Linked DNA regions of Mus musculus: regions 1 and 3 are each linked to region 2. The links are chromatin loops, found by intact Hi-C in ENCODE. Cell type or tissue: gastrocnemius. All regions are shown on one strand. Each heading gives the region's core, and the rest is flanking DNA. Links, peaks and the distances in the headings are about the cores only. Region 1 overlaps Wdr88 (WD repeat domain 88). Region 2 holds the start of Gm35484 (a long non-coding RNA gene). Region 3 overlaps Chst8 (carbohydrate sulfotransferase 8).

Evidence for each region. Hi-C counts contacts between places; a loop is a spot of excess contacts. Peaks named below come from ENCODE experiments on the same cell type or tissue, not always from the same donor. Only the 100,000 strongest peaks of a DNase experiment are listed, where the experiment ranks them.
Region 1: a loop joins it to region 2, with 6 times the contacts of the local background. A loop is called at or near these places in 21 of 42 quality-filtered maps.
Region 3: a loop joins it to region 2, with 2.2 times the contacts of the local background. A loop is called at or near these places in 11 of 42 quality-filtered maps.

What each region holds. Positions count from the first base shown.
Region 1 is chr7:35,259,642-35,269,491 of GRCm38, forward strand. It overlaps Wdr88 (WD repeat domain 88), which reads right to left. Exons shown (of 11, transcript NM_001370886.1): 2 at 7,647-7,757; 3 at 3,483-3,571; 4 at 878-941. It also overlaps a transcript of Gpatch1 not described here. Among named protein-coding and RNA genes, the nearest start is that of Wdr88, 11 kb to the right of the region's middle. In gastrocnemius, for the core only: CTCF peaks have their summits at 5,312 (motif pointing left), 7,237 (motif pointing left) and 8,396 (motif pointing right); DNase peaks (open chromatin) are centred at 4,883, 5,282, 6,322 and 7,283.
Region 2 is chr7:35,022,198-35,032,047 of GRCm38, forward strand. Pepd (peptidase D) reads left to right here. Exons shown (of 15, transcript NM_008820.2): 12 at 9,146-9,294. Gm35484 (a long non-coding RNA gene) reads right to left here and starts at 7,012. Exons shown (of 2, transcript XR_391248.1): 1 at 6,980-7,012. In gastrocnemius, for the core only: CTCF peaks have their summits at 3,895 (motif pointing right) and 4,690 (motif pointing right); DNase peaks (open chromatin) are centred at 3,900, 4,702 and 5,243; H3K27ac peaks cover 2,675 bases.
Region 3 is chr7:34,671,026-34,680,875 of GRCm38, forward strand. Chst8 (carbohydrate sulfotransferase 8) reads right to left here. Exons shown (of 4, transcript NM_175140.4): 3 at 5,610-5,647; 4 at 3,443-5,219. The coding sequence ends at 4,134. Among named protein-coding and RNA genes, the nearest start is that of Gm12781, 16 kb to the left of the region's middle. In gastrocnemius, for the core only: CTCF peaks have their summits at 5,284 (motif pointing right) and 6,250 (motif pointing left); DNase peaks (open chromatin) are centred at 1,098, 2,105, 4,111, 4,516 and 3 more places; H3K4me3 peaks cover 324 bases.

The DNA of each region.
Region 1 (9,850 bases), core at 1,009-9,008, 240 kb after region 2:
ATCTGGATCCTCTGCAAAAGCAACAAGTGCTCTAAGTTGCAGAGCCATCTCTTCAGAGGATCTCACTGTGTAGCCCAGGTTAGTCTTAAAAATGGGTTCCTCCTGTTTTAGCCTTCCCAGTACTGAGATTATAGGTGTGTACACCATTGCACCAACTTAGAAAGGTGTGTGCTCATTTGTGTGTGTGTATGTGTGCTCATTTTTGTTACTGTTGTTTTGTTTTAGGAGATAGGGCCTCACTCTGTAGACCAGGCTGTCCTCCAACTCACAGAGATCCCCCTGCCTCTGCCTCCTGAGTGCTGGGATTAACTGTGTGCACCACCACAACCCTGCTAGAAAGGCTGTTTTTAAGGAAAGAAGGGGAGAGGGAAGGGATAAGGATTGGTTAAGAGAAAGTAGCAAAGATGTTAGGTGGGGGTAGCAAGGGTTGGGACAGGAGGTGCCAGAGGGCCCCTGAGCTAAGGAACTGCAGAAGGAAGAAACCCCAGTACTGTTGGGACACAGAGACAAGAGACTGGGAAAGGCTTTGGCTCATCGGCTTCATAGCCTTCGCTCTATGGCCTCAGCCCACTTCCTGCCTCATCAAGTCCCAAGTCCAAGTGGCTCTCTGGGGAACCCGGGGTGCCTGGCCAACTTGCTCTCCGCCTCTCCCTGTGGTTCTGAGAGCAGCCCCTGGCCCGCCAGGAGTGGAAGCCTCTCGTGCCCACCACCTACTTTCCACCGATATGTTCTCCCTGCAGGTGAGAATGTGCTCTTCCTGGAAGACCTGGGGCTTCTATCATTGTCCCCAACCCCAGGTCCAGCCCAAAGCCACCAAAGCCACCAAGGCTGTCATGGTCTTGTCCCCTGACACCCTCCCGGGGCAGGGCATACGTACCAGAAGCTGACCTGTCTCAACGTCCCAAGCCCTCACCGTTTTATCATAGGATGACGCCACTATCCTGCAAAAGAGTCAAACACACATTGCATCTTAACCATCGTCGCTAGGGCCTGCGGTTCCTACGAGGAGTCTTTCTCCTTTTGATAACTTAGAACCAAGATCGATCCTTCTGTCAGACACTCTGGGATAGTCTTCTATATTTAAGGTTATAAAATTTGATTTCAGGGGCTAAAGAGATGGCTCAGTGGTTAAGAGCACTTGTTACTCTTCCCGAGGACCCTGGTTCAGTTCCCACCACCCACATGGAGGCTCACAACATCTATAACTCCAACACTCCCTTCTGGCCTCCACAGGCAGTGCACACATGTACTTCCCTTACAAACATGCAGGCTGGTACATATACAAACACTGGCACACATAAAATATAAACAAGCAAAACAAAAACATAAACTCTTTTCTATATAGACACATAGATAATGTGTTTGGTTTTGGTTTTTTGAAACAGGGTTTCTCTCTGTTCTGGACTCACTCTGTAGACCAGGCTGGTCTCAAACTCACAGAGACCTACCTGCCTCTGCCTCCCAAGTGCTGGGATTAAAGGCATGCACCACCATGCCCAGGTAACAAGTAAAATATTTAAAAGAAAAGAAAAGATAGATAAATGGATAGAAAGATAGATAGATAGATAGATAGATAGATAGATAGATAGATAGATAGATAGATAGATAGATAGATGGAAGGATAGATGGAAGGATAGATGGAAGGATAGATGGAAGGATAGATGGAAGGATAGATGGAAGGATAGATGGAAGGATAGATGGAAGGATAGATGGATGGATCACATTCCTGTTCAGCCTGCTGTGTTCTGAAATGTTCTCTTATATTCAGATGTGTGCATGAATGTCCTGCTGTGTTTTGGAGACCTAGTCTCCAGCTGGTAGGGAGGCTGAGGGGGCTTGCTGGGGGTCTGTCTATTCATGCTTAAACCAATGATGGACTCACACTTGGATGGCATTGTTGATCGGTGGTGGAAACTCTCATGGGATGGGTTACGTTCAGGGAGTAACCTCTGGGGTCATGTCTTTGATGGTCAGATCTTGTCCCTGGAGTATTCCTGTGTCTCTGCTTCCAGGCTGCCTCGAAGCGAGCACCCTTACCACCCTGCACCCTCCTGCTGTGACACCATGCTCTGCTATGGCTCAGAGGTTGTGTGACCTGTAGAATCATCAGCCAGGACAAGTCTTTCTTCCCTGAAGTTGTTTGTCTCAGGATTTGTCCCAGTGACAAAAATGCTAACTCATGTAGCATATGGCAAAAAAATGTCCATATATATATTTATATATATATATATGTGTGTGTGTATATGTATACGTATACACACACACACAGTCCCCATGATGCCTGAACACCACACTTGTCTTTAACTTGTATTGTTCTTTGGGAGTCTCTGCTCAGTGTCAAGGAATCCATTTTAAAAGTTACTTTTATCATTTTAAATTATGTGTACGTGTGTATCTGTGTATAGGTATGTGTATGTGAGTTCAGTCCCTCGGAGATGGAGTTACAGGAGGATGTGAGACACCTCTGATAGGTGCTGGGGATTGAACTTAGGTCTTAACTGCTGAGCCATCTCTCCAGTGAACTTTTTTTGGGGGGTGGGGTGGTATGTCAGCTTGACACAGCCATAGTTAACTGAAAGGAGGGAACGAACCTTAGTTGAGAAAATGCTTCCATAAGGAGGTTCTGAGTTCTATAAGAAAGCAGGCTGAGCAAGCTATGGGCAGCAAGCCAGTAAGCAGCACCCCTCCATGGCCTCTGCATCAGCTCCTGCCTCCAGGTCCCTGCCCTGCTTGAGCTCCTGCCTTTGGTGATGAACAGTGGTGTGGAAGTGTAAGTCAAATAAACCCTTTCCTCCCCAACTTGTTTTTGGTCGTGGTCGTTTCCTCTCCCGGCAATAGTGAGCTGAGATCAGGTGCAGCTGCCATACCACGGGCTTTGTGTGACCATTTTTGTGAGGAAAATTCAAGCGGTTTCTTGTCACGTATGTCATCTCAGCCCCTGGAGGAGCTGAGACTGCTGCAAGCTGGAGGCTGCAAGCTGGGCTGCTTTATGAGTTTCAGACTGGGTTGCTCTATAGATTGAGTCTCAGTCTCAAACTAGAGTCAGAGGAGGGAGTGGGGAGAAGGAGGGTAGGAAGGAGAGCCAGGGGGAGGAGGAGAAAGAAGAAGAAGAAGAAGAAGAAGAAGAAGAAGAAGAAGAAGAAGAAGAAGAAGAAGAAGAAGAAGAAGAAGAAGAAGAAGAAGAAGAAGAAGAAGAAGAAAGAGGAGGAGGAGAGGAGGAGGAGGAAGGAAAGAAGAAAAGAAAATTCAGACTATGCTCTTAACTACAGTAAACATTCTATTTTAAGCAATTTAAATGTTCAGAATGCTGTTACATCGTTAGACTCCTTGATTCTCAAAGTGCATGGAAACACTGAGGCCTAAACAGGGGAATGTGGTTGTATATTTTCTTAAACAAGCAAACAAAAGCCTGTGTACAGGCTTGCCTGCTGACTCTGACTTTCCCCAACCCGTGTTACACAGACCAGACACCACCTTCTCACCTTCTGTTGTCAGCCGTGATGCTGCACTCTAAAACAGGAGCTTTGGGTCGTGGCTCAAAGTCCCAAATCACAGTTCCATCTTCAGCATCCTCCAATCAATGGGAGAGAGGAGAGACAGTGGTCAAGGCTTCTGTATGGAAGTCATGAATGCTGCTCAGCAGTAGTTCCTAGCTTGCCTACAGCAAAGTTCCGGGCTTTCCAATATCCCCAAACAGGAGGGACACTGCATCTTCCACAGCCAGGAAATCCCCCTCACAGTGGCCCAGGCACAGATGGGTCCTGGGCACACTGGGAGGGGACTCGTGATTGTTTGTTCATTTTGTACTGGCCAAAGAGGTTTCTTTCGATCTGTCAATAGCCCTCAAGAACTTCTTCTAATTCCATGCCCTTTGACCCCGTGATTGCACTCTGAGGGGTGCCTCTGGCAGAAATATGTGGTTAAAGCCTTATATAAGTATATGGGCCAGTGAAATAGCTCGGTGGGTAATGGCACTCGCCATCAAGCCTAATGACCTGGGTTCAGTCCCTGGGACCTACGTGGTGGGAAGACGAGAACCCACTCCAGAAAGTTGTCCTCTGACTTCCACATACACACAGTGCAATTTTTTTTTAAACATAATTGAAGACAAGACCCAGGTCCGTTTCTAGCACCCGCATGGCAGATAACAACCGTCTGTGACTCCGATTCCATGGAGATCTGACTTCCTCTTCTGGCCTCTGCGGCCACCAGGCATTCATGCACACGGTGCACACATGAACATGCAAGCAAAACACACATGCACTCAAGTTCCCTACGGCGACAGGGACAGTCAAGAACTGGATAATAAGGTGCTGGGGGCAAAGTCCAAAGGAAGCCAGGTGTTCCCCAACCTTCTCTTGGAGAGCTTGGGGCTCACCATTTACAGCAATAGCCTACACCAATCCACGTAAAGTGTTGTCTACCAGAAAGGTGTACCAGAGCCCAGGACCTGGAAGCTTAAAAAAGCAAGACCAATTCCATGGACACTCTGCCTGGCCCACACTTGAATTCCAGGAAGGCAGTTTGCACAGGCTGTAAAGGTGTGATTATCTGCCTTTATTACATGGGGGACAATCTCCAAAGATGGTAAAGGGCTACTCACCAGACTGGTTCCCAGACTGAAGCCATACCAGTGGCCTTTATGGTAGCCCCAGGCCTGTTGTGAATGCTAAGTTCCACACACCCAGTTCCCAACGCCTGTCCCCTGGGGCATATAGTCACATTCAGGAAATCCCAGGAGGCCCTTTTCCAAGCTCAGTGGAAGATAAGGGCAGCTGGGAGTTCCCCAAATGGAATTCAACAGGGCAGGGCACCCTCGGGCTGGTGTCCTGGGCTCAGGAAGAAGGATTGATGCTGACCACTAGGATCCAGTCTCTCTAGCTTGGCACAGTGCCTCTAGAGCAGTGTTTCTCAACCTGTGGGTCGGGAGCCCTGGGAGGGGGGGTGTCCTAACAACCCTTTCATGGGGGCCACCCTAAGATCATTGGAAAACACAACTCATAACGGTAGCAAAATTACAGTTATGGAGTAGCAATGGGTCACCACAACATGAGGAACAGTGGTAAAGGGTCTTAAGCATTAGGAAGCTTGAGAACCACTGCTTTAGCGGAAAACAACGCCCCCCCAAACCTCCCAACCCCACCTCCACACCCCCCTCCCCACCTGCCCCCCCCACCCCACCCCACCCCCCCACCCCCATGCTTGAGACTGTAAGCTACACAACCTCCAAGTCTGGGCAGAGAATGAAGCGATTGCAAATTCAATAGTGCCCCCATGTGGCCAAAATGAGGAACAGCAACCAAGGACAGAGGCTCGGAGCAGGTTTTCGAGCTTGGCCTTTGGAAAAGCCAATGCCTGAAAAGTCAGTTTGAAGGGTTTTGATTAGGTTTGTAGGAAGTTTTTAATTTTGCTCTCTTTTCCTATTGAGTTTGGTGCCTAGAAGGGCCTTGCGTGTATTAGACGGGTCTTCTGCCCTGAGTTATAGCCCCAACAGAGGGAGTACTAGGGAGATTTTGAAGGAGGCAGAAGGAAAAATCAGGGGAGTGTGACAATGGGTTGGAGGTGAAATTTATGATTCAGTATTTCTGTATGGTTCCAATTCTTTAAGTGTACAGTATACGTGTGTGTGTGTGTGTGTGTGTGTGTGTGTGTGTGTGTGTGTGTGTGTAACAGAAAAACAAAACAAGCAAAAACAAACAAACAAACAAACAAGCAGACACAGCCTTTCAGCCCAGACATGCACAAGTTCCATGAATACTTCTGTTGGGTCAACAGATGAACAGCACACAGTGACAATTACCTGTCCCCTTGCTCGGGAACCCCCGGTGACTACTGAGGGCTGGAAAAGGCCTTATGGATCCCAGAGAAAGTGAGTCCCCGCCCCCTTGCCCCCCCCCCTACTCCCGCAGTGAGATCCTAGCCTCTGGGTGCACAGGTGTCCACAGGGCAGCAGCAGAAGGAAGTATGGAGATCCAGGGGGGGTTGGAGGTGGGCGAGGCAAAGCTTGGAGCAGCCCCACCACACAGCTGGTCCTCTGGGACCTCAAGAGGTGGATAAACCACCCAGAGTCACACAGCCATTGGGTCTCCAATACAAGGTCTGAGCTGACCTGGGATAGTCCCAAACCCTCTGACCTAATCGGTCTGTGCCTTGGCACCAACATATGACAAGATCCTCCTCTGAGGTCATTTGTAGGGTCAGGGGCTCTACACTGTCCAAGTACCCATGCCAGGACCTGAAGCACCCTTGACAATCTTCCACCCTGCCGCTTCTCAACCCAAACCAGAAGGCAGCAGAAAGCCTCAGAACTGAGTATCCTCTCCATGTGGCCCCAGGCCGTGGTCATCTTCAGCCAAGTCCTTGCTGGCCAACATCACCCTCCATTCCTGCTCCCTCCTCTCTGTCAGCCCTGCCATAGACACCTGTCAGGGGCTGCTGGACACAAACACCAAATCCTACAAGCAGAGAGGAGGCAGCCTGGCCTGAATACCACACCCTGTTCCTGGTTTCTCTGCCACTACATAGTCAGGCACTGACCTGCTCCATCTCTCTGGGGCAGAACTCAGACCTGGCCCCCATTTGTCCTCTGTGAATGCCCAAGGCCTGGATATCACCGAAGTGGCAGGAATTCACGTCATGCCTAAGTTCAGTAAGAATTTTATATGGCGTCTAAAAAGCAGGACACTGGAGAGGTGGCTCAGTGGTTAAGAGCATTTTCTGCTCTTCCAGGGGTCCTGACTTCAATTCCCAGCACCCACATTAGGCAGGCCCGCAACTGTCTGCAACTCCAGTTGCAGATGACCCAATGCCCTCCCTGGCCTCCAAGAGCCTATATGGACATAGCGCACACGAGCACACACACACACAAATAAAAATAAAATGAAAACAGGATTGACAAAAATAGTTTAACAGAACTGTACGATACAAGATCAGTATATAAAAACGGAGTTTTCCAGATGCAAAGGAGACCCAGAGAATTAACAGTCTGCCCAAGGGTGTGATGGCACAGGTCTGTAATTCCTGTTTGTGGAAGGCTGAGGCAGGAGGATTGTGAGTTCAAAGCCAACCTTGCCTCAAAAATAAAAAATATGAAAAATTAAGATTGGGACTGGAGAGACAGCTCAGCAGCTAAAAGCACCAGCTGCTCTTCCAGAGGACCTAGGTTCAATTTCCAGCACCCACAAGATGGCTCACAACCATCTCTAACTCCAGTTCCAGGAAGAAGTCTACTGCCGCCTTGTGGCCTCTGTAGGAACTGCACACATGCGGTATGCAGGCAAAATCCCATACGCATAAATAAATATATCGGAAATAAAATTTTAACCAAAAAAATAATAATAATAACATAGCTCAGTGACTCCCAAGTAGAGACCAGGAACAACCAGGACCCCCTCCCCAAAGCTGGGTGCTGTCAGCATTGTGGTCTTAAGCCCGAGCCCCCAATGTGTCCAGAGCCACAGGCTAGCTAGCTGTTCCGAGGCTTTTTCTGAGGACTCAACACTGGGGTGGGCTCCTTTATCTTGTACTTGCCCAGAAGCCTTGGCAAACCCCAGAAAATAAGAACTCGGTGCTGGACAGTTCTCCAGCAGAAGAGGCTAACGGTACTCGGCATCTGAGTGCTAGCAGACCGTCGTCTGGCTACCTACCCACAGCTTCACGGAGCAGTCGTAGGAGCTACTGAGGAACCTTGTGTCATTCATACAAAAGTGGCAGGAACTCACGATGTGGTCATGCCCGATCAGAATCTTATACGGGATCTAAACAAAAGGACGGATACAACAACCAGTTTAGCAGTGTCGCTGGGCGCAAGGACATCGTGCAAAAATCAAGCAGTGTTTAAAAACATGTGACATGAAAAAAAAAATTAAGGAAAGCATCCCAGCACAAAAACGATGGGTAGGAGGGAGTTGTATGCCTTGGAAATGAAACACTGTTGAAAGAAATTGAAGACATGCATAAAAAGACCAGCATCCTATAATCACAGATGGGTGGATGGAATCGTGCTGAAACAGCAGACAGAGGTCCTCAGAGACCCACTAGGGCAACACTACCTCATCAAATTCCATGGTAATGAAATCATTGTAGAAAGTGACAAGCTGATCTTTTTCTATGTGCTTTTGGTTTGTTTTTTTGTTTGTTTGTTTTTTGTTTGGTTGGTTGGTTTGGGGTTTTTTGTTTGTTTGTTTTTTGAGATAGTTTTCTACAAAGCCCTGGCCATCCTGGAACATACCATGTAGACCAGGCTGGCCTGGAATTCACAGAGCTCTGCCCGCCACTGCCTCCTGAGTGCTGGGATTAAAGGCGTGTGGCACCTCACCCAGTCTATTTACATGTGCTTTTAAGTTTTATTTGTTGGGGGTGGGGGTGCCGTGGCTGTGTCAGTGCACTGGGCAGCCAGAAGAGGGCACTGGATGCAGAGTTACAAGTGGTTGTGGGCCACCCAACATGCATGCTGGGCAACGGATCCAGGTCCTCCCAGAGTAAGAGTGTGTGTTCCTAACGGCTGAGCAGTCAAGCTGCTCTTAAAGCCTTTGTGAAAATTCAAGAAGAAAATTCACCAATCTGTGGAAGGGGTGGGTAAGATGGCTCAACTGGTGAAGGTGTTTACTGCCAAGACTAGTGACCTGAGTTCAGTCCCTAGGACCCACATCGTAAAGGAGAGCCCCAACTTAAATTGTCCTCTAAATTCCAGACTTCCCCTAACCCACAGCAAGTGCCAGTGGTATCTGCCTGTAATGAACCCCTGCACTGAAGAGGTAGACAGCGAACCCCTGGGGCTGGCCGGCCACCCAACCCAACCTACCTGGTGAGCTAGTGAGCCCCAGGTCCCAGCGAGTGACCTTGTCTCAAAACCAAACAAATAAAAACACCCGGGTAGGTCGTACTGTGGGGGCTCAAGCCTTTAATCCCAGCATTTAGCATTTGGGAGGCAGAGGCAGGCAGATCTCTGTGAGTTCAAGGCCAGCCTGGTTGGTTCACAGAGTAAGTTCCAGGAAAACCAGGGCTACACAGAGAAACTTTGTGTTGTAAACAAACAAACAAGAAACACCAAGGTAGGGAGTGAGGCCAGAGATGAAGCCAGTGTGCGTCTGACCCCCATCACCAGGACCCACGAGGTGGAAAGAGAACCTGCTCCCCAAAAATTATTCACGCACACATCCCCACTCCAGGAATGCTAGTATACATGACATACACATACAAAGATGAGAGAATAAGCTTTTGAAGCACATTTTCTGGGAAATTTAGTTATTTACACACAAAAAAACAAACAGACTTCTACCACATATAGAAACAAAGTCAAAATGGATCAAAAGCTGTTGGGCTGGAGAGATGGCTCAATGGTTAGGAGCTCTGACTGCTCTTCCAGAAGTCCCGAGTTCAATTCCCAGGAACCACATGGTGGTTCACAACCATCTGTAATGGGATCCAATGCCCTCTTCTGGTGTGTCTGAAGACAGCTACAGTGTACTCATATACATAAAATAAATAAGATCTTTTTTAAAATTATATTTTTTAAAAAGCGCTTAAATGTTGAGTATTGAAACTCTAAGACTCGGAGGAAAGCAAAAGTGTAAATATCCCCTCTCTTCCCTTGGTGGTTTCTTAGATCTGACACCAAAAGACAACAGCAAGAATAGATAAATGCCATCACAATTAAAATCATGTGTGCCTGTGTCCTCAGCAAAGGGGAAACGACAGTAAGAAGATGGAAAGTCGCCACGAGGGAGGGAAAAGGACAGTCAGGGCGAGACAGCGAAGGCAGTTCACTTTCTGAACCTGCTTTATCAGTGTGACTGTTTCTACTTGGAGAAGAATCTATGTGATCGCCCAGGATCAAGAGAGGTCTGCG
Region 2 (9,850 bases), core at 592-8,591:
AGAGCATACTGGACTGCCATCCTTGGGTTTGGAGGGATCCCTACTCACTGATAGAGCTGTTCCTAATGGTCACTCCATAATCCCCACCAGACAGTGACTAGAACTGGGTCCAGCCATGCCGGGCTGCTAAGCCACGCCGGGCTGCTAAGGCCCTTGAAGTCTGGAGCTTGCTCACAAGCCATACAACCTCTTGCCTTAGCCATCAGATGTGCTGTGAACATCAGCTGACCAGAAGGGCTCCTGTCCTGCCTGGTTCTTAAACGTCTGTTTATGTTTTGTTTTATTTTATTGATAGAAGGTCTAGCTAGAGCTGGCTAAGAAAGTAGCAATCCTCCTGCCTCTACCTCCAGGTCCTGGGATTACAGGCATAAACCACCCTGCCTAGCTGGTTCTTAGATGTAGTTTGGGCTCCTTAGCAGTGGCACAGCCTACTCTTGGGTTGGCTGGGGATGCTGAACCATCAGTTTCCTTCTCAGCCACTTGCTACACTCATCTCCCAGCCTTGGCTTCCTGTGATAGCTGTTCACTGCGTGGCTTTGGCCCTGCTGCAGGTCATGGGAGCCCATGTCTACCTAGGGGGAGAGCACAGTGCACGGACAGACAGCTAATAAGCTGCAGAGATAGAATCCATGCTTTGAGTAGTGACTACCAAATAGGAGAGAGATAAGTACTCAATCCCAGGGTCCATGCTGGCACATGACTGGCCAGTCTGCCCACAAGCAAGATATTCTCGTTCAAGCCCAGTTTCCTGTAAGGAAAACTTCGTCTCTCTTTGCCTTAGTTGACGTATCTATGAGTGGAGATAACATACAAACGTCAGGACTTCCCATGATAGTGGCAGAAAGGGTATATGAGAAGCAGACTGATAAAGACCTCTTCCTGGGTCCCAAGCCAATAAGCCAAATGGGAGCCAGGAAGAGAGACCTGAAGAACCCTAGACACCAGCTTTGAGGACTGCCAGTCGTTGCCACCCCATCCTCTCCATGACTACAACAGGACCTCAGTGTATGTCTCCCTGGCTTGCCTAGCAGCACAAGTCCACAAAAGCAGATGTCTGCACGGAGCCTAGGAGTAGGCCTGTGTTTAGGCCTGAGAGCTGTGTGAGCTGCCTCCAGGTGGCAGGCTCAACTGGGTGCTGGCTGGGGCTGGGGTGGCTGAGACACAGCAGGGTGCTGGGCGCATGTGTGGTCATAGGGATTGGGGACAGGGTTGGCTGCCTCAGATTTGACTCAGCATTGACAAGGCCACCCGGTCTTTTCAGGCTCTGTGATTGCCCCAAGCTTCCCCTCTCTGACCTCCTCCACCTCACCCAGGCCTCATGGCACCCCCTGGTGCCTGGGGCCTTAAGCACGTTTGGCAAATACTCTAGTGTTGAGCCATACCTACTGCCAGCCCTCTTCTCACTTGTTATTTTGGGACAGTCTTAATAAGTCTTCTAGGCAGGACTTGAAGTTTCAATCCTCCTGCCTCTGTCTCTAAGGAGCTGACATTTTGGCCTGTACCACAAATTCTCACTGCTTTTCCAAGAGTTTTTCTGATGCTCTCTGGCTCTGGCCTGTGTGGCTAGGACCAGAGGACAAGATGCTAGAACCCAGTCCTGGGCAGAGGCTGAGGTCCCTGCCTCCCCCCCCCCCCCACCCCGGGAGCTCTAGTTGGAGCCCACCTTGGCCATGAATTTGACTCTTCCTGAGTTCAGCACACCCCAGAGGAAGCAGCTACTCCACTTTCTACTTTATGTGTCCAAAAGGGGATTCTTGCCCTGTAAGAAGGCCAGCCCTATCTGCATTTCTGGGAATTCCTCTGGGAATCCCAGAGATGGGCAGGGGCCAGCCAGGGCCTACATACTGTGGGCCTCTACATGGCCCAGCTGCTGTGACCTCAGCCCTCAAGGGCAGCATGTGGCACCTGCGCCTCCTGATACAGCTGTGGACAGGAGTGATCTGAGGAAACCCAGGGACGTTCATGCCAAACTCAAATTGGTGATTTTGTTTTTCTAGTGCTAACTTTGAAATGTAGCCAGTGGAATCATTATGAGTTTATTATAGTCAATTTATTATGCAGCATTTAGAACATGTTTTGTTGATTACTGCTACTGCCAGATTGCTGGCGGCATTTATAATCCATTGTTTTATTGAAATTGATCTGCCAAGCACCTAGCGCGTTTGGTAAATAATAAATCACACTGTTATCCTAACATAAAGCCACGATACTTCATCATAAGGTAGGGGACCAGAATATATGTATAAACTGGAGGCTGTCCCAAAGTTGAGTGCCCCCTGGGACAGAGCATGTGTTCTAGGCACCAAGCACAGGGATGGACTCTGGGTTCTACCTAGCTTTTGACAGGCAAGCTATGTTAACAGTAGTGGAGCTCTTTGGGAAGTCAGAACTGGTTCAGAGCTGTGAGGGGGAGGTGCTAAGTGGCAGCCCCTTCAATCTCTTTCAGTCCAGGAGTGAGTGCACCCACGCTTCTCAGGATATACCCACAGAAGTGCACCAGGAGCCAAGAGGCTCCTCCCTCCCACCTCAGGTTCTCTATCTGTCTGGGGGGGGGGGGGGCTCCTAGATCACCTGGCTCCAAGGGCTCAGAGTCATGAAAGCTGAGGCAGAACTGCAAAGCCAAGAAGGCTGGACGTCTTCCTGCTCTCCGTGTCTCTGAAGTACATTTTCCAGCCCTGGGCCAGGGCACAACACAAATCAGGCCTACCTTATTTGGACAATTTTTTTTTTTTAACAGTTTAACTAGAGTCTCACACTGTAGCCCAGGCTGGCCTTAATTTATACCAGGACCCCCTCTGCCCCGCCATGGCCTCCCAAGTGCTCGGATTACAGGCATGCACCACTGTGCTCATGTAAACCTTAGGTGGAACTAAGAGTCAGATAAGGCCACTTAGCTGTGGGCCACAGTCATCACGCGTGAGGTCTAGCTGTTGCTCAGGCTGGTCTGTGCTGCAGATCAAGTTTGTCAGCCAAGAGCTTCAGGCCATCCCACATCCCAGCCAGTAGCTCCCAGGTCTCTTCCTGTTTCTCTGGGCCAGATCCCATGCCCAGCTGCTATGTAGATCTAGGGAAGGCATGGGAATGTGTGTGGCTTCAGAGTCTGAGCCTCTCGTCAGCTCAGTCAGAGCCAGGGGTCCTGTACATGGCCTGTGGCTGCTGTTAAACCTCTCAGAGTTTTCCTGTTGGCTCCCAGAGCACCTTCCAGCTGTGTCCCTGGAGTTCCCCCTGAACCCACTGGTCAGGTCACCCCCTGCATGAAGCATCGACTGCATTTTGTTTTCTTTTTCAAGGCAAGCAGGCAGGGCTTTGATGACCCAGCTTGCCAAGTGTGGCAGTCTTGTTGGTTGGTGCTTCCAGCTTGTTCATATAATGATGGTGTTGACAAGATCACAGGAGGCCCTTCCTGAGTGGGAGGCCACAGAAGATGCTCCACATTGCATCTAGCTCCAGGCAAGTGGGTGTGAACACATCTGGCTTAGAGAAGCAGGGAAGGAGCCATGGCCCACTGGCTCTGGGTAAGGAGTCGTCCCCAGATCCCCTCTGAGCCCTCCCACAGCCACCTCAGACTGTAGGCATTTAAGCCCACAGACAAAGGCCTCACCTTGGCCAGCAGGAAAAATACCAACTGTGCCTAAACCCACCAGGAAGCAGGGCATCCCAGGTTGAGTCACTCCTGTGCAAGGCTCTCCCACCTGCTTCTCCTGACTCCTATGCAAGCTCACCCCAAACAGCAGACGATATCTCCTCAGTGGGGGCTCTGATTTGAGAAGCAGGTGGGGCATGTCTCCTCAGCAGCTTGCCACCCTATAAGAGGTGCTATGCCCTGTCTCCAAACCCATTAGAGTACATGTGCTCCAGGCCTGGCTGAGGTGTACAGGGCGTTCCAGCACTGGCCAGAAGAGGGCAGTGTAGCTTCAGGACACAGCCAGGTTTTCTGGGTTGTGCTTTGTTGTGCTAACCTGGGGTGTGTGGGGTGGGCCTGCAGTCCACCTAGGAACAGGCCTATCCTAGCTCTGCACTGAGCAGTTTGCCAGTGCCTCCTCCCTACCCATCCCTGCTGTGGCCTCCGGCCTCCTCAGTCTCCCTGTTGTGGTAACGGCCATGTCTAGAGGTCATCAAAACCCAGAGAAATGAGGGTAGTTTCATCCCAGGATAGTCAGTACTTAAGGGCCCCCAGAACTGTACCGCTGTCACTCCATCTGGGTCACAGCTGGAGCCAGGGTGTCGTCCTGGCTGACTTGCTATTGCCATCACAGGTGAGCCAATTCTCAGCCCTGGGCTGCAGATACCAAGGGCTTTAGCAAGACCCTGCATCTCTTGAGCCCTGCATTGGATAAAATGATTGTGCCTGTTCTAGTTGTGGGTTAGACTGCCAATTGTGGTCCTGGGCAGAGTGAATCTGTGCCCGGGTTCTTCCCCTGCTGCAGAGGGCTGGGAGCAAAGGGGTGGTGGTGGTGGTGGTGGTGGTGGTGGTGGTGGTGGTGGTGGTGGTGGTGGTGGTGGTGGTGGTGGTGGTGGTGGTGGTGGTGGTGGTGGTGGTGGTAGAGGAGGAGAATCCAAGGTTCATCTTCTCTGTGCCTAGTATTCCAGTAGACTTTAGAGAATGTCATCCAGGGCTAGCTGCCTGCTGCCAGCCTTAACTCCTATCCCCTTCCCAGCCTTGTTATTTCCAAAGGGATGCTTGGTGACCACTAGGGGGCCCCTCCCAAAGCTTTTCCTAGGGGGAAAATAAGCCAGCCTTTGGGTGAGAGAGTTCTGCAAACACAAGGCCCTGTCTGTCTGGATGAGTTGGCCAAGGCCTTTAGTATCCCATCCCAGAAAACCGTTAGCCTTCAAACTAGAGCTCATATTGTAGATATGCCTCCTTACCATAAGCAGAAGCCCTTCCCACCTGCTTTCTGTCCCTTCTGTTTAGTTTGTCACTGTTTTGTGGCCTCACCCACTCCATTGACGTCACAACCCATGGTTAAAAAGTGCTAGTCTAGACAGTGCTCACAGACATCACAAGACACTGGTCACCCAAAAAGTGAAATGAAGCATGTGCTGTCTGCGTGATAATGACTGCTAGCCTCCTCCTTCCCCTCCCCCACCCACTACAGCTACTGCCCTGGTGCCCAACCCTAGGCCCACAGGGCTGAGGCAGGCAGCAGCTGAGTGCCTGCCTTTGATCCAGGCCACAGTATGGTGCTCTCCGTGGGTCTTGGCCTGGCACCAGTGCTCTGCATCTCTGTGACAGCTCTTAGAGGGCAGTGCTAGTTCTCTGCAAACATAGGGGGACCCCAGCATTGGACTGTTCTCATCAGAGTCTACACTGGGGGTTTGGGGATAGGGACATGCTGCTGGCATGGGGGATCATCCCTGCCTACCTGGTCTCTGAGGAGCACCTGGCGCAGGGGCTCTATAGGAAGAGGTTCCCCCCATGGGTCTATCTGTAACCAAGGGGAGCATTTGAGGGATGGCTCTGCTGCTGCTGCCATTGCTGCCACCCACCACCACCAGCAGCCATCCCTGAGGGCTGGCATGCACAGAGGCCTGGAGGGGAGCTTGAGGTGGGCAGCCGACCTGTGAACCAGAAAGACCTGTGCCCACTGTGGCCAGCCTGGGGCACATACACTGCTGCAGAGACAAAGTGACTGGCTGCCTTCCTTTCTATCTCCTGCTGAGGACTGGGTAGATGAGTATTTTCTGCTGTTTAGAACCCCACCTCTCTCCCTCCAGCCTGGGATGCAGACTGAGAAGTCTGCACAAAGCAAGCATGCTTAACACACGTGCATGTAAGATGTCAGTCTTGGGTGAGAAGCAGCTGAGTGCGTGCTGCATACTAAGATTAAAATGAAGCTACAAGCCGAGTACAAAGTGGCCCTTGTATAAACATTGCCGAGTTTCCCTTGGAGCCCTGCTGCCTGTGAGCTGGCTGGTCCCTGCACAGGGCCTAAGGGAGTTAAGCAGGACCTGGATAGGGTCTGGGTGGGCCAGTGGTGGCAGGTAGCCCAGGCCTGGAGCTGCCCCATGAAGAGCCAGCATAAGACAGAACGTTCATCCCGGCCAGAACCATAGCCATAGGAACACATGTGGGGAAGAGACGCCAGCACATTGCTTGAAGACATGTCATCTCCCAGATGTCTCAGATTATCACACAGACCCACTCGGCTAGTGATGGAGGTGTCCCTGGTGGGTGTCCCTACACAGTCAGGAAGGGGAGATCTTGCATTCTCGATTGAGCCAAGAGTGACCGAATTCTCTATCATAGTACTGCATGGAAAGGGTAGGCGCAACAGACAGAACACTGGAGGGAGGTGATTTATAAAAGTGATGGCTTTCTTCCCTGGATTCCAAATGGCTTGAATTGGAATCACTTATGCATGGAAAAGCACTGAGGGGGGATTTAAAAACAATAAACAACAACAGGAAAAAAAAGGCAGAAAATATGGGGAACTGAGAACACAAAAATAGACTCAAGCCCGTGCCCGAGCGTCGCCGGGCAGGACGGAGCTGGCTGGCTGGGTGTGCACTTCCTTCTCCCGAAAGCCCGGCCGGCGGCTGAAAACATCAGGCGCCCGTCGCCATCTTACCTCTGTTCTAGGGACGGTTTAGAGAGCTCAGTTAAGTCTGCCGTGCCCCAGAGAATCTTGTCTGTCACATTCTAGATGACTCTAGCATTTCGTGTCATCTTGTGAGCTTCCTGGTTTTTAAAAATAGCTCATTTCTGTTTTCCCTTTAGACCAGCACCAGTAGACTCTTCTTCCCAGGGGCAATTGCAGGTCACCCTTTATGTGGCACCTCCCAGGAATGAGTGTCCCCACGTGCCTGTCCTGTCTTGTCTGTCCAGGCAGTTTATTTTCAGATGCTCTGAATCCATCAAACCATGAAGCATTGTCTTCCAAAAAGCCCACATACAAGTGTTGTTTCCTCCAGCAACACAAGACTGGGACCCCATGCATCTCACTGCAGCCTGCTCTGCCCAAGAGCCCTAACGTACCTGCAGCTTGCAAGAGACACAGTCCCATGCCAAAGATGGGGAAATAAGGTCCCAAAGGTTGGCTGGCCGAGTCAACACAAGGTAACCAAGATGTTCACCTTCCTCAGCTGAGGGCTTTGCTAGGTCTGAGACTGAGCACACCTGCACAGGAGTAAACCTGCAGGCAGCTTCTGGCCCTGAGGGTCACAGTACACCCCAGGGAGGAGATGCCTGGGTGTGTCTCCAGTGCCTCATGTTTCCTGGCCCTCTTGTAACTAAGTTGGGTGGGTCCTCCTGAAGTGAGGCCCAGGTGCCTTGAATCTACACTACACAGGGTCGCCCCCCCCCCCCCAGACTTTGACCCAGTCAAAGTTCCCAGTATGCTGGGGAGTGGTGGAGGGTGGCTCCCCAGGAATCACCCGAGATATTATCTATGCTTTGCCTTCCGTACTGTTGACCCCGTTTATGGTGTTTTGCAACCAGAAGAGTCAGGAGATTAAGAAGTGCTTCATTGAGGACTTTGGATTCTAGTATGGCATCCAAGCATATTGGGCATTAGGGTTTTTTCTTTAAAATCAGCTGCCATGCAATAGCCAGTGCTGTCCGGCAAGCCGTGTGGCTGGAATCCAGGCTCTACATGCAGGACAAAGGACCCACCCCACTCCCTTGCTCTGTCTCTCAATACTAGCGCACAGGCAGCTTCTGGAATGTTTGTGGTTACCATTAGAGTGGGATTTGGGTGAGAGGCTCTCATAAAGGAAGCCAGATATGCCCTGGGCTCAGACTGGCCAGCATGTGTGTGGCTGCAGCTGAATATGCCCACCACTACCCCACCAGCACAGGCACACTGAGCAGAGCTGGCCTCCACTGATGCAGGAAGACTGGGCCATGGACCCTCAGCCAGCTTCATTGGGATTAATGTCATGACCTGCCTGTGAGTGCTAAAGGGGGATGGGTTGGGAAGGGGCACCTTGTGTATACATCCTTTTGCCTTAGTCACTCTGGCATTCTGAGGTGACCCTTGCCATGTGAGACTGGCCCATGTATTGAAAGCCAGGCCTGGACCTACATGCCTCCTTTTGCTCTATCCTAGATACTGCACAGGGTAGGATTCTCTATCCACAATGTTGAGCCCCATGACCTGTTAGATGGGCTCTGCTGTACCAGGAGCCATCACACAGTGTCCAGAGTGATACCTCCATTCTCCTGACCCAGCAGTCCTGGCTGTTTCCCACCATTATCCAACCTCCACTGGCTCTGGGCCTCTGGGCCTCTGCTTCCTCTCCTGCAAGACCTCTTTGCCATCTCAGCCTGCACAGCCACCCACCTGAGGATCATGTGCCAGCACCCTCCATCCAGGCCCCAGGAAAGCATTGCTAACTAGGGGCTACTCTGATGCTTCCTCTGTGGCCCTCTCCTGGGCACTGGTGAGACACGTGTCCTATCTGAGCAGGGGGAGGATGATACCAGGCAGTAGAGCAGAGCAGAGGCACCAACCACTTGCTGGTTCCTCCCAAGCTAGTGCAGCTCAACCCACTGACAAATATGGCAAATGTATCCTGGGCACAGGCAAGGTCCCAGCTTGAGAGAGGCTCTAGATGGTTCATATGGGAGGCAGCTGGCATGTGGGAATCTGGAGACCTAGGCATCCTTCTGTGAGTCCCCACGACGACGGCTGCCAAGGCCAGGCTTCTTCCTTAGCTTTCCCTGGGCTGAGCCAGCCCTCCCTCGCGCTTTCCCTCACTCTCCTCTTCCCATCTTTCTTTCCTTCTGTGGATCTGGAGGCTGAACCTAGGATCTCATGTCTGCTAGGCTGGCTAGCACAGACTACTAAGCAATATCTCCCGTGCTTTTTCTACTTTTTTCTGAGATTGTGGGGGAGGGTCTCACAAAATTTCCAGGCTAGCTTCAAACTTACTCTGTAGCCCAGGCAGAGCTTAAAGTTGTTTCCCCCACCCCGTGCCTAGAACTTGCTCTGCAGACTAGGCTGGCCGTGAACTCAGGGATCCTCCCCTGCTTTGCCTCCTGGATGCTGGGATTAAAGTGATGTGCCACCATCAGTCACATCTGATGAGGTGACCTCAGCTCCCTGCTCCAGCCAGGCCCCAGCAGGAAGAGTGAAGGGGGTGTGTGGGTTGGCACCTCTGAACATCTGCCCACCTGCCTCACAGTGCCCTGTCCCCACAGCCTGTTCGACATGGGTGGCGAGTACTACTGCTTTGCTTCTGACATCACCTGCTCCTTCCCAGCCAACGGCAAGTTCACAGAGGACCAGAAGGCCATCTACGAAGCAGTGCTCAGGAGCTGCAGAACTGTCATGAGCACTATGAAGCCAGGTGAGGGCCAGGCGAACCAGCTGAGGACCTGGCTGGTAGATGGGGGGGACTGAACATACATCTTGACTGACAGACACCGCAGGAAGCAGATCCTGAAGTCTGTTTGCATCTATTCCACATGCTTGGCCAGTTAGATTCCAGGTGATGTGACATCCCCAAAACACCCTAAGGGCACAGAGTTGACCACCAGCCAAGGATGAGAACTGAATCTGGAAGTTCAACCCCTTGTGACCCCATGTCTGATCCAGTCACATCTCCATACACATCCCTCCACCCACACTGGTCATTGGAACATCAACATGTCCCTTGCTTTTATCCCAAAACAGAGTTCACTTGAGGAAAGTCCAGGCCAGCTTTGGAACCTGGCATCTAGTTGAACTCCAGAGGAAGCTCTAACCTCACTCAGAGGACATAACCTTGAGTCATGAAGCAACTCCTTGAGACTGGTTTTTACCTGTATGTGGGGAGACAGCACTCCTTAAGATGTAAGCTGAATGGTAGGGCGTACCCGAGACCACCAAGCACGAGTTAGCCATCTGTTAACGGTCACTGTCCC
Region 3 (9,850 bases), core at 751-8,750, 350 kb before region 2:
TGCTGGACTCAGAACACTGGAGGCTGCTGAAGAACCAGTGCCAACCTGTTTAGGGGGGTAGGGGGTGGGGGGATGGGGATGGGGATGGGCGTCGGAGTGGGGGTGGGGGTGGGAGGATATTTTTAGAGAAAGAAGAGATGGAGGAGAGGCCGTGGGGCCATGGGATGCATTTTGGTGGGAAAGACAGAGCAGGGTTGAGGCAAGCCTTGGAGGGCGACTCTGTTTTGTTTATTTTTGAGGGAGGATTGTGCCATGCAGCGCTGGCTGTCTGAAGCTCAGGATCACAGTCTCAAAGCCTCAACCTTCTGAGTGTTGAGATTACATGGTGTGCACCCCTATGCCCTTTTAAATCTTTTATTTTATTTTATTTTATTTTATTTTATTTTTGTTTTTTGAGACAGGGATTCTCTGTGTAGCCCTGGCTGTCCTGGAACTCACTTTGTAACCAGGCTGGCCTTGAACTCAGAAATCTACCTGCCTCTGCCTCCCAAGTGCTGGGATTAAAGACGTGTGCCACCACCACCCCGCTTAAATCTTTTAATTTTATGTTTTGTTGATAGATTAGCCTAAGGACTGTGCTTTGGCGATGTCTTGGAGGAAGAGACAGAGACATAGGGTGGGCATTGGAGAACACCATTGCTTGGAAGGAGAACAGGACCCAACAGAAAATACCTACTTTTGAGGGGCCTACTGGGCTTTCCCATTTATTTAAAATACCAGAAGAGGTGATGCTCATGAAGGTGTGTATGCAATGTGAGCACGGGTGTGTATGTGTGTGTACACGCGTGTGCATGTGCGTTTCCAGTGAGGTCAGAGAATACCTGGTATCTCTCGGATGGACAGTGGAAACCATTGCCTTGCTTGGTGTTGGTAACCCAGCTCTTGGACCCATCTGAGGGATGAGAGAAGCTGAGGTGCTGGGGTGCTTGGTACTCGGGCAGGTTCTTTTGGAACTGGTGGGTTAGAAAGTAGCGTCTGGGGTCTTCCCAGAGATTCTGTGGAGGTTGGTTGAAATCTCATCTTAGGGAGAGGCAATTCTTTCTGCACTGGCTAGCGTCACCCACTCTGGAATGTTGCTGCCACCTGGTGGCCCAGTTAGGGATGCACCGGCCTCTGTTTAGGAGCAGGGACTTGGCCCCACCTGCTGGTTATGAGTGGTTCTGCATCTATAAAGTCCCCGTTGGCGGCAATTATGCTACACTGGAGAAAGAGAAGTGGCTTGTCCTGTCTGCTTGGTACAGGGTTTGAGTCAACCTGTCTGGATTTTGAATGCCTCCCCAGGGTATTTGAGGGAGGGACCCAGGACTTTGGATACCAGTTGTTTCTATCCTGACAATGGTTTCTACATCGAGGGAAGGTCAGCCATTCAAAGATAAAGAAAGGCCTGGTGGGGAATCTGTGTGTGTGTGTGTGTACCCACATGTGTGTCCTAGTGGGGCCCTGGGGGATGGATCACACTTGAGGAGAGGGCCTGAGACTGGACAGCTATTCTCCAACCTTGATTTTTTTTCCCCCAGTGACCCTTCCTAGTGATCAGATGGTCTGCTTTCAGGGAGAATGGTGAGCAATTGGGACAGGACTGAGTAATGAATACAAGGTGCTACCAGAGAGGAAAGGGGACAGAGGACTTGTCCATAGTTCCACCTACACGTATACCCATCATCCAGTCATTTATGTCCATATAGAAGGACATACAGAGAGACAGAGAGACAGAGACACATCCCTGCATGCACATTCTTTCCTGTGTTCCACAGTCTAGCTCAAGGCTGTGAGGCTGGATATACCTCAATGAATTTGAGGCAGGGCCTCAGGGCTGGGCCTATGGCCTTCAGTTGATGGCCATCCTGGGGACCATTAAGGTGGTGCTAATTGTCAGAGTCTTGGGTCTTGTTCCCTCCTCCCTTAAAACTGGTAATGGCTACATTGCATGTAGGTGTGTCCAGCTTAGCTCCTGCTTGGGTGACACTGAAGAGTGACCTTGCGAGGGTTTCTTATTTTTAGCCCATCCCCACATGCTCTCCCTTTCTCTCCCCCACTTCCTTTCTTCCCCTCCCTGACTGCCCCCCACCCCCTCTCTGGCAGTAGCCCAGGGCAATGAGCTGCAGCAGACCAAGTGGCAGTACAGGCTGCCCAGATGGGCCTCTAGGTGTCCTTTGGCTGAGCAGAAGCTCCTAGACACTCTGCCCCAAGCTCTGCCAAATGTACCCACAACCAGAGACACTTTCTCCGTTGTGAATTCAGTTTCGCTAGCGCCTGCTATTTCTGGGCCACAGTTAGCTTTCTAGCTTTCCAGGCTTCTCTAGCATCTCTCACATGGGTCTGCCTAGAGCTGGTTCTGGCTCCAGTCAGGGTGACCTTCTTGGCTTTCTGAGCCTCTGGACATCTGCCTTCCATGAATCTCCTAAACCCCTCTGGCTGTGACTTGATCCTCCTCCCCATCCCTCTGGGTCCTTCCCTATCAGATGGTCACTTCCAGCTGGAACCAGAGGGCAGCCTCACCCTTGCTCAGGGCTCCTGGATGAATGTGGCTCCAAGACAGAAGGCAGCTTCAGTCACTTGTTCCAATCCTGGAAGATTCCAGAGACCACTACAGTAAAGGCAAAATGGAGGTGAATTAGCTGTAGCCAGTATGAGGCCAGCTGGATTCCAGTAGCATCTACTGCCTGGGGGACCTGGTGCTGTCTCTCCTTACAGACCCAACATCAGCTTTGGGAGTGGTCTCCCAGGACGACCTGGATATATCTGCCCCACAGACGGATCCAGAAGGCAGGCAGAGGTTCTCAGCAATCCTGGAGAGACAGGCAAACGGACATCTGCTCCTAATACAAAGTGCTTCCCTCTCCTTGTAGACACAGCCCCAGTCACACTCATACTGTAAGCACCAACAGAGCTCCCACTGGGACCTTTCCGTTGTCACTCTGACTTGTGCCAATTTCAGAATCAGTTCTGGCACCCAACTTAAGGAGAGGTTTCACAGACAGCTCTGCCTTCCCCTCCCCCAAAGCCAGATCCTCAAGGGTGGGTAATCTGTCAGCCTTGAGGTGTTTGATTAGGTGTGTAGATAAGGCTGAGGTCACACTCAGGGTCAGGGATGTGCTGGCTATAGCTTTAGCCAGCTCACCATAGACGTCTAGGAAGCTGAGGATGACGTCGCTCCCCACGGTGAGAATTACAGAAACTGACCATGCTGCTCAGTGCCTTACAGAGCCCCAGGTGCAGAGCCCCAGGTGCAGTGCCTTACAGAGCCCAGGTGCAGCCCTAATGGGCACCTGATAGGGAGCTTGCCCCTGTTCTGGCTGTCCTCAGAGAACCTGCTGCAAGGTGAGACCCAAGGGACTCCACTCCCTAAGTGGGGACAGACCTATCTTTTCTCTCAGGGACTTAGCAGGGCCCACAGGTGGTCTGGAAAGAGAAAGAACTCAAACAAACAAGCTGGAAATACACAGCAAGATCCTGATTCACCAAAACAAAAGCAGGCTCAGCGGTTAAGGTTAAGAGCTCAGATTGCTCTAGCGGTTCAGCTCCTACAGGGAGGTTGACAGCTGCCTGTCACTCCAGCTTTGGGGGGGGGGGGGAATCTGACCCCATACAGCCTTCACAGACACCTGCACTCATGTGCACATATTCACGTATTATTAATAGTAAAATACATTAAAAATTTTTTTTCTAAGACTCCCCAAGGCATAGGGCAGGGTGCCTATGAGCTCACAGCACAGCCTGGAGTAGACACCACTGCTCTGAAAACCATGTGCTTTATTCAGATGACCCTGGGTCATAGAAAAGCAGCAAACCACGTGGTTTGGTACAAGGCAAAGGATAAGGGGATGTAGGACATCCCTCGACGCTGGGGCCCTCTTCTGGGTCTCAGGCTTCCCTGGACAGCATAGCTCAGCATAGCTCAGCTGAGTTCTTAAAGCATCCATCCGAGTCGTGCTCCGTCTCAAACTCAGCCAACCCAATGAGGAAATGGGTGTGGGACAAGGGTCAAGGTCCATTGTCTGGGCCTCTGTGGCCCACCCTAGGGCCACAGCCACAAGGCCTCACATCCTCAGAGCTCAGTCCCCGGAGGCCGCCTATGCGCAGGTGAGTGGGCATGACCGGCAGACCCCGCCCCTGACCAGCAGGCCCCGCCCTCAGTACAGGTCCGAGAAAGGTTTGGAGTAGTTGAACATCAGGTAATCCATGTAGTAGAAGTCGTAGGTTCGCTGTCGCTGCAGCGAGGAGAGCTGAGCGAAGTACTGATGGGTGATTCTCGATGTGGTCCGCGCCTCCTCGGAGTGCCTGTCCTTGAACCTCGGGAAAGTCAGGTTCCCGGGCGCATGGATGAGACGCAGGAAGAAGTTGGCATCGTCTTCCATGCTCTCGAACTTGCCCACAAAGTCATAGTCGATGAGGCAGGGGCTGCACAGCCGGCTAACATGGTCCCAGTGGATGTCCATGCCCACGGGCCGGTGGACATCCAACAGGTACTGGACGAACTCGGGGAACTGCACACCGGAGCCAGTCCGCAGTGCCTCCCGCGAGGCGTTGGCGCGGTACCGGGCCAGGATAGCCTTGCCAAAGACAGGATGATAGTAGCTGTTAGGATGCTCAAACTTGTCTCGGAAAGCAGAGACCAGCCGCTCAAAGGGTTCCCGGACAAAGAGCATCTTGGTGTAGGTACTGAGGCGGTGCACTATGCCCTGCCGGTCAAAAGTATCCAGGCGCTTAAGGGCGCTGCCATAGTGGACGGTGTTGTGTTGGATATCTGCCGTGGATGAGGCTAACCCTGCCAGCACCATGAGCACCCTCTTCCAGTTGGAGCAGCCTGCCTTGGGTACTTCACAGTACAGTACACGGTGGCGGTCCTCCACGAAGATGCGGGAGACGTGGCGGGGAGTGACAGCTCTGCGGCTGCTGCTGGCCCTGTATTTAGCGCAGGCTTCTCGCATCACACGCTTGCGCTCCTGTTGGGTCTGGTGCAGGCTGACCCAACGACTGTCCATGGTGCGGGGTCTCGGCTGGATAAAGGTTTCGGACGAGTTGTTGCCTTGGTTAGTCCCTGCGGCTGGCATCTTTTTGATGAGCAGTCTCCGCCTGCGCTGCCGGAGGCGCAAAGGAGATCCCGCTGCCTTCGGGTGAGGTCGAGGTTGGTCAGGCGCTTGCAGCTGGAGGCCTCTTGGCGACCCGCTGGGTGAATCTCGTGTGCCCTTTTCTGTGGATATCCTCAAGTGGCTATCCTAGGACAAGAAGAGAAGTGGCTAGGGTCCATACAGTATGGCAGAAATGTGGGACCTGAACGGCAAATATAATTTCTACCACAAGGTGGAGCAGTCCCCCCAGGAACCTTGGCTAGACGCGATCGTGGGACGGGGTGGGGCACTGCTAGTGGCCTGCAAGCAGCAGGCACAGATTTACTGTGTCTGTTAGTACAGTCCAAAGGAGTCATCTAACAGAGAAGGAAAACTCATGAAGCCAAAGCCCCAGGTTTTGTTCCCAAGGCTCCTGAAAAGGACCCAACACATTTTTCTTCCTATGAATGGATCCTCCATAAGCTCTGAATTGTCCTTTTCACCCTCTCCAAACACACCCCCCTCGCATCTGTGATTTATGGGATTCTTGGAACTTACATGCTGGGGTTGCTGGGGCCTGATGCTGAACTTTATACCTGGAAAGCAACAGAGGAGAGAGAAGCGTTTGTTAAACAATAGAAGCACGGAAGTACCACATACCTGCCTAACCCAATAGTCAGGACCCCCCTTCCCCCCCCCCCCGGGGCCACCTCCACCTGGCCCTGTCATTAGCCCACAAAGCACCCCTTGAAAGCTCCTGTCCAGCCTCTCTCCATGCCTGTCACCACATCCTGCTCCATACTTGTATATGATAATACTTGCACACACCAGGCCCGTGGAAGAAAGGCATTTCTTCACCCCTGGGAGGTTCTCCTGCCTGGATATTCACGGCGTAGCTTTGGCCTTCTTGGTATTGTCACAGGGACGATGTCCATTTCTGGCTCACCCTGGTGTTCCCTAAAAGTGCTAGCAGAGCCAAGGGATGGGCAAGTGCTGATTGGTGATTTGGGGAAGACGGACGCAGAGAGATCTGTATGCTGTTGGCTGGGTTCATTACTTTTCTGGTTGCTATGACAAAATGTCTGATATACATCAATTAAAAGAAGAAATACTGGGCTGGAGAGATGGCTCTGTGGTTAAAAGCACTGGCTGCTTTTCCAGAGGTCCTGAGTTCAAGCTCAAAACTATCTATAATGAGATCTGGTGCCCTCTTCTGGCCTGCAGGCATAATAATACTGGGGGCTGGAAAGACTTGCTGCTCTCCCAGAGGACCTGGTTCAATTCTCAGCACAACATGACAACTAATAACTCCAGTTCCAGAGACACCAGTGCCCTCTTCTAGCCTCTGTGGGCATTTTACACATATAGACATACATGCAGCTAACACCCATACACAGAAAATTAAAATAAATAAATCTTTTGTTAAAAAAAAAAAGAGGAAAGATTTGTTTAGGGTCACAGTTTTAGAGGGATCCGTCCATGGTTGCCTGGCCTCAGGTGCTTGGACAGAGAACATCATGGTGGTTGAAGCATGCGGTAGGAGAAGTCGTTTACTTCACAGCTGACCAGAAAACTAAGAAAGCAAGATGGGGCCGGGCGTGGTGGCGCACGCCTTTAATCCCAGCACTTGGGAGGCAGAGGCAGGCGGATTTCCGAGTTCGAGACCAGCCTGGTCTACAGAGTGAGTTCCAGGACAACCAGGGCTACACAGAGAAACCCTGTCTCGGAAAACCAAAAAAAAAAAAAAAAAAAAAAAAAGAAAGCAAGATGGGGCCGGACGTGGTGGCACATGCCTTTAATCCCTGCACTTGGGAGGCAGAGGCAGGCGGATCTCTGAGTTCGAGGCCAGCCTGGTCTACAGAGTGAGTTCCAGGACAGCCAAGGCTACACAGAGAAACCCTGTTTCAGAAAACAAAAACAAAAACAAAAACAAAAACAAAAGAAAGCAAGATGGGACAGGGCCTGGGAGCAGATGCTTTCAAAGCAGATGCTATCTCCAGTGACCCTCTTCTTTAAGCTAGATCTCACCCTTTAAAGTTTTCAGAATTTGCTAGATAGGGCCAAAAGCAGGGGACCAAGCCTCTAACACACAAACCTTGTACCGATACTTGTATTGTTGTTGAGACAAAAATCTAAGACAGAAGCCATATAGAAGAAGGATTGACTTTTGTCTCACAGTTCCATGGTGCGTGAGGCAGGATGGCTTGGCTTCTGCCTCTCTCTGGTTGGAAAATGGTTTATTATATCTCAGTCAATAAGAAACCAGAGATCTGGGCTGGAGAGATGGCTCAGCGATTAAGAGCACTGACTGCTCTTCCAGAGGTCCGGAGTTCAATTCCCACTAACCATGTGGTGACTCATAACCATCTATAATGGGGTCTGATGCTCTCATCTGCTGTGTGTCTGGAGACAGCTACAGTGTACTCATATAAATAAAAAATAGATAAATCTTTTTAGAAAAAGAAAGAAGGAAAAGGAAAAGAAACCAGAGATCTTAGGCCCAAATCAAGACTGGGTATAGCTCTCTAGCCAGGCCCTGTAGTCCTATATTCGCCATTTAGGCTATGTGCCCTAAAGATCCCTCAGCATTCTCCAGATGGTGGCCAAGTGTTTGAACACCTGTGCCTGTGAAGGACATTCCACATTCAAGCCATAACAAGCCTTTAGGAGGGACACTTTATACCCAAATCATTATGTTGGCCAAGTTCTAGAATGTTTCCCTCTGCCCACCAAAGAGGGCAGACAAAGAGGGCTTCAATCACTTGGTGTGCTGATTGGAAGTTGGTTGAAAAGGCCAATATTCTGTTGAGAGATCATCTACTTCTGATTTTACCTGTCCACTGAGATGTCAGGGACTCTGTTCCTGGGTCCTAGAGTGGACAATCACACTCTGAAACTTTGCTGAAAGCCAGTCACAATTAGAAAAACAGTTGTCCCTCACACAAACAGAGAGCCAAAGTGATGGGCAGCATGTTGGGGCACTGTGCCCAGCCACACCTGACCAATTCCTGGCTGAGAAGGGAAGGGGTGGTTCTGGCGGGCCAACACTCCCCCTGTGAACTGAGCTGAGGCCAATGGCCATATTAAGCTGGTGAGGGGATATCCAGGTTGTCACTGACCCATACAGTGGATTTCTCTGAGTGATCCAGTTTCTTGACTTCAGTGTTACTCTCTTGGTGCCCAATCTGAGGCTGTGCCCCACATCACCTTCAAGCAAGGAAACCAACAAAGGCTTCTGGGAGGGAGAGCCTAGAGGCCAAGTGTTTCCTGGAACTGTCACCGTGTGAGTGCATGCATGTATAGTGAATACACTTGTGTGTGAGCATACATGTAGTGTTTCCTTAACTGTCTTCTACCTAATTTTTTTTCAGGTCTACATGTGTGCATTTATGTGTATCTGCACGTGTCTGTGTGTATGAGTGAGCATGCATGTGGTGTTTCCCTTAACTACCCTCTACCTAATTTTGTTTCAGGTCTATGTGTATATATTTATGTATATCTGCATGTGGTGTGCATGCAAGCACATGTGTGCATGTGTGTGGGTATGAGCATGCATGTGGTGTTTTCCCTAACCATTCTCTACCTTATTTTTTTCAGGTCTATGTTTGTGCATGCATGCGTGTGTGTGTGTGTGTGTGTGTGTGTGTGTGTGTGTGCCTATGTGTTTGTATGTGTGCCTATGTGGGTGGGGACCCAAGGTTGACAAATCTTCCTCTATTGCTGGCCACCTTATTCACTGGGGGTGGGGTGGGGCTCTCATTTATCCCTTCAGCTATACTGGCTGACAGTGAGCACATGGGATCCTATATCCCCAGCACTGCCAGGTCTGGAGTTTTTTACTTAGATACTTGTGAGCAGAAAGTCCTTACACTTGCACCAACAAACATTGAGCTCATTAAGCTAGTTCCTGAGGCTCCAGAGTCTTATTTTTATACGAAGCTGGCCTCACATTGGCAATCGCCCAGCTTCTGGCTCTCTGCTAAGGCCATAGATGTGGTCTACCACACAAAGCTTCTGGAACCTTCTTCAACTCCCAAGTGAGGTAATGCATTAGGCACTTTCTCATTGCTGTGGCTTGAATACTTGACAGAAACAATTTGAGAGAGGAAGACTTTATCTTGGTGCATAGTCTCAGAGATTTCAGCCCACCATTATAGGGGAGGCATGTGGTAGTCATGGTAACAGGAGCATCATATAGACTCCTCCCACAGTGGTGGACTAGGAGCAGAACCAGAAATGGATATAAACTCAAAGGTCTGCCCTAGTGACCCATTTCTCCTGCCAGGGCCCTCCTGAAAGCCACAGGCTTCAAAACATACAAAGCTATGGACCCAGTGGTTATAACATGAGCCTGTGGGAGGCATTTTGAATCCAAACCTTCACAGATGGAAGCAGAGGCAGACCTTGGGGATGCTGTCACTTTCTTCTTGTAGTCTTGAATTGGGTACAAGTGATGCCCTTTTGGGATGAAGGACACACCTTCCTGGGTATTCACAAGTCTGTGTGTATGTGAGCACACACACATATACACATGGGAAGTGTGCACACAAGCCTTCTGGTCTCTTCCAAAGAGACTGGGGGAAGCTCCATGCAGAAGTGGGGTAGTGATGGGTGCCTGGCTTGGAGGCGAAGCCCCCTGCCAGGTGTCCCTTCATCCTGAGCCTATTCTATCCTCACCCACGCCTACCTCCTCATCCCACCCTCTCTGCCTTCAGCATAAGCTTCCAGAGCTCATTTCTCTTTGGCGCGTGGGGTCCTCTCCCGCTGCCAGCGATGACAGATCCCTTCACCAGAAGGGA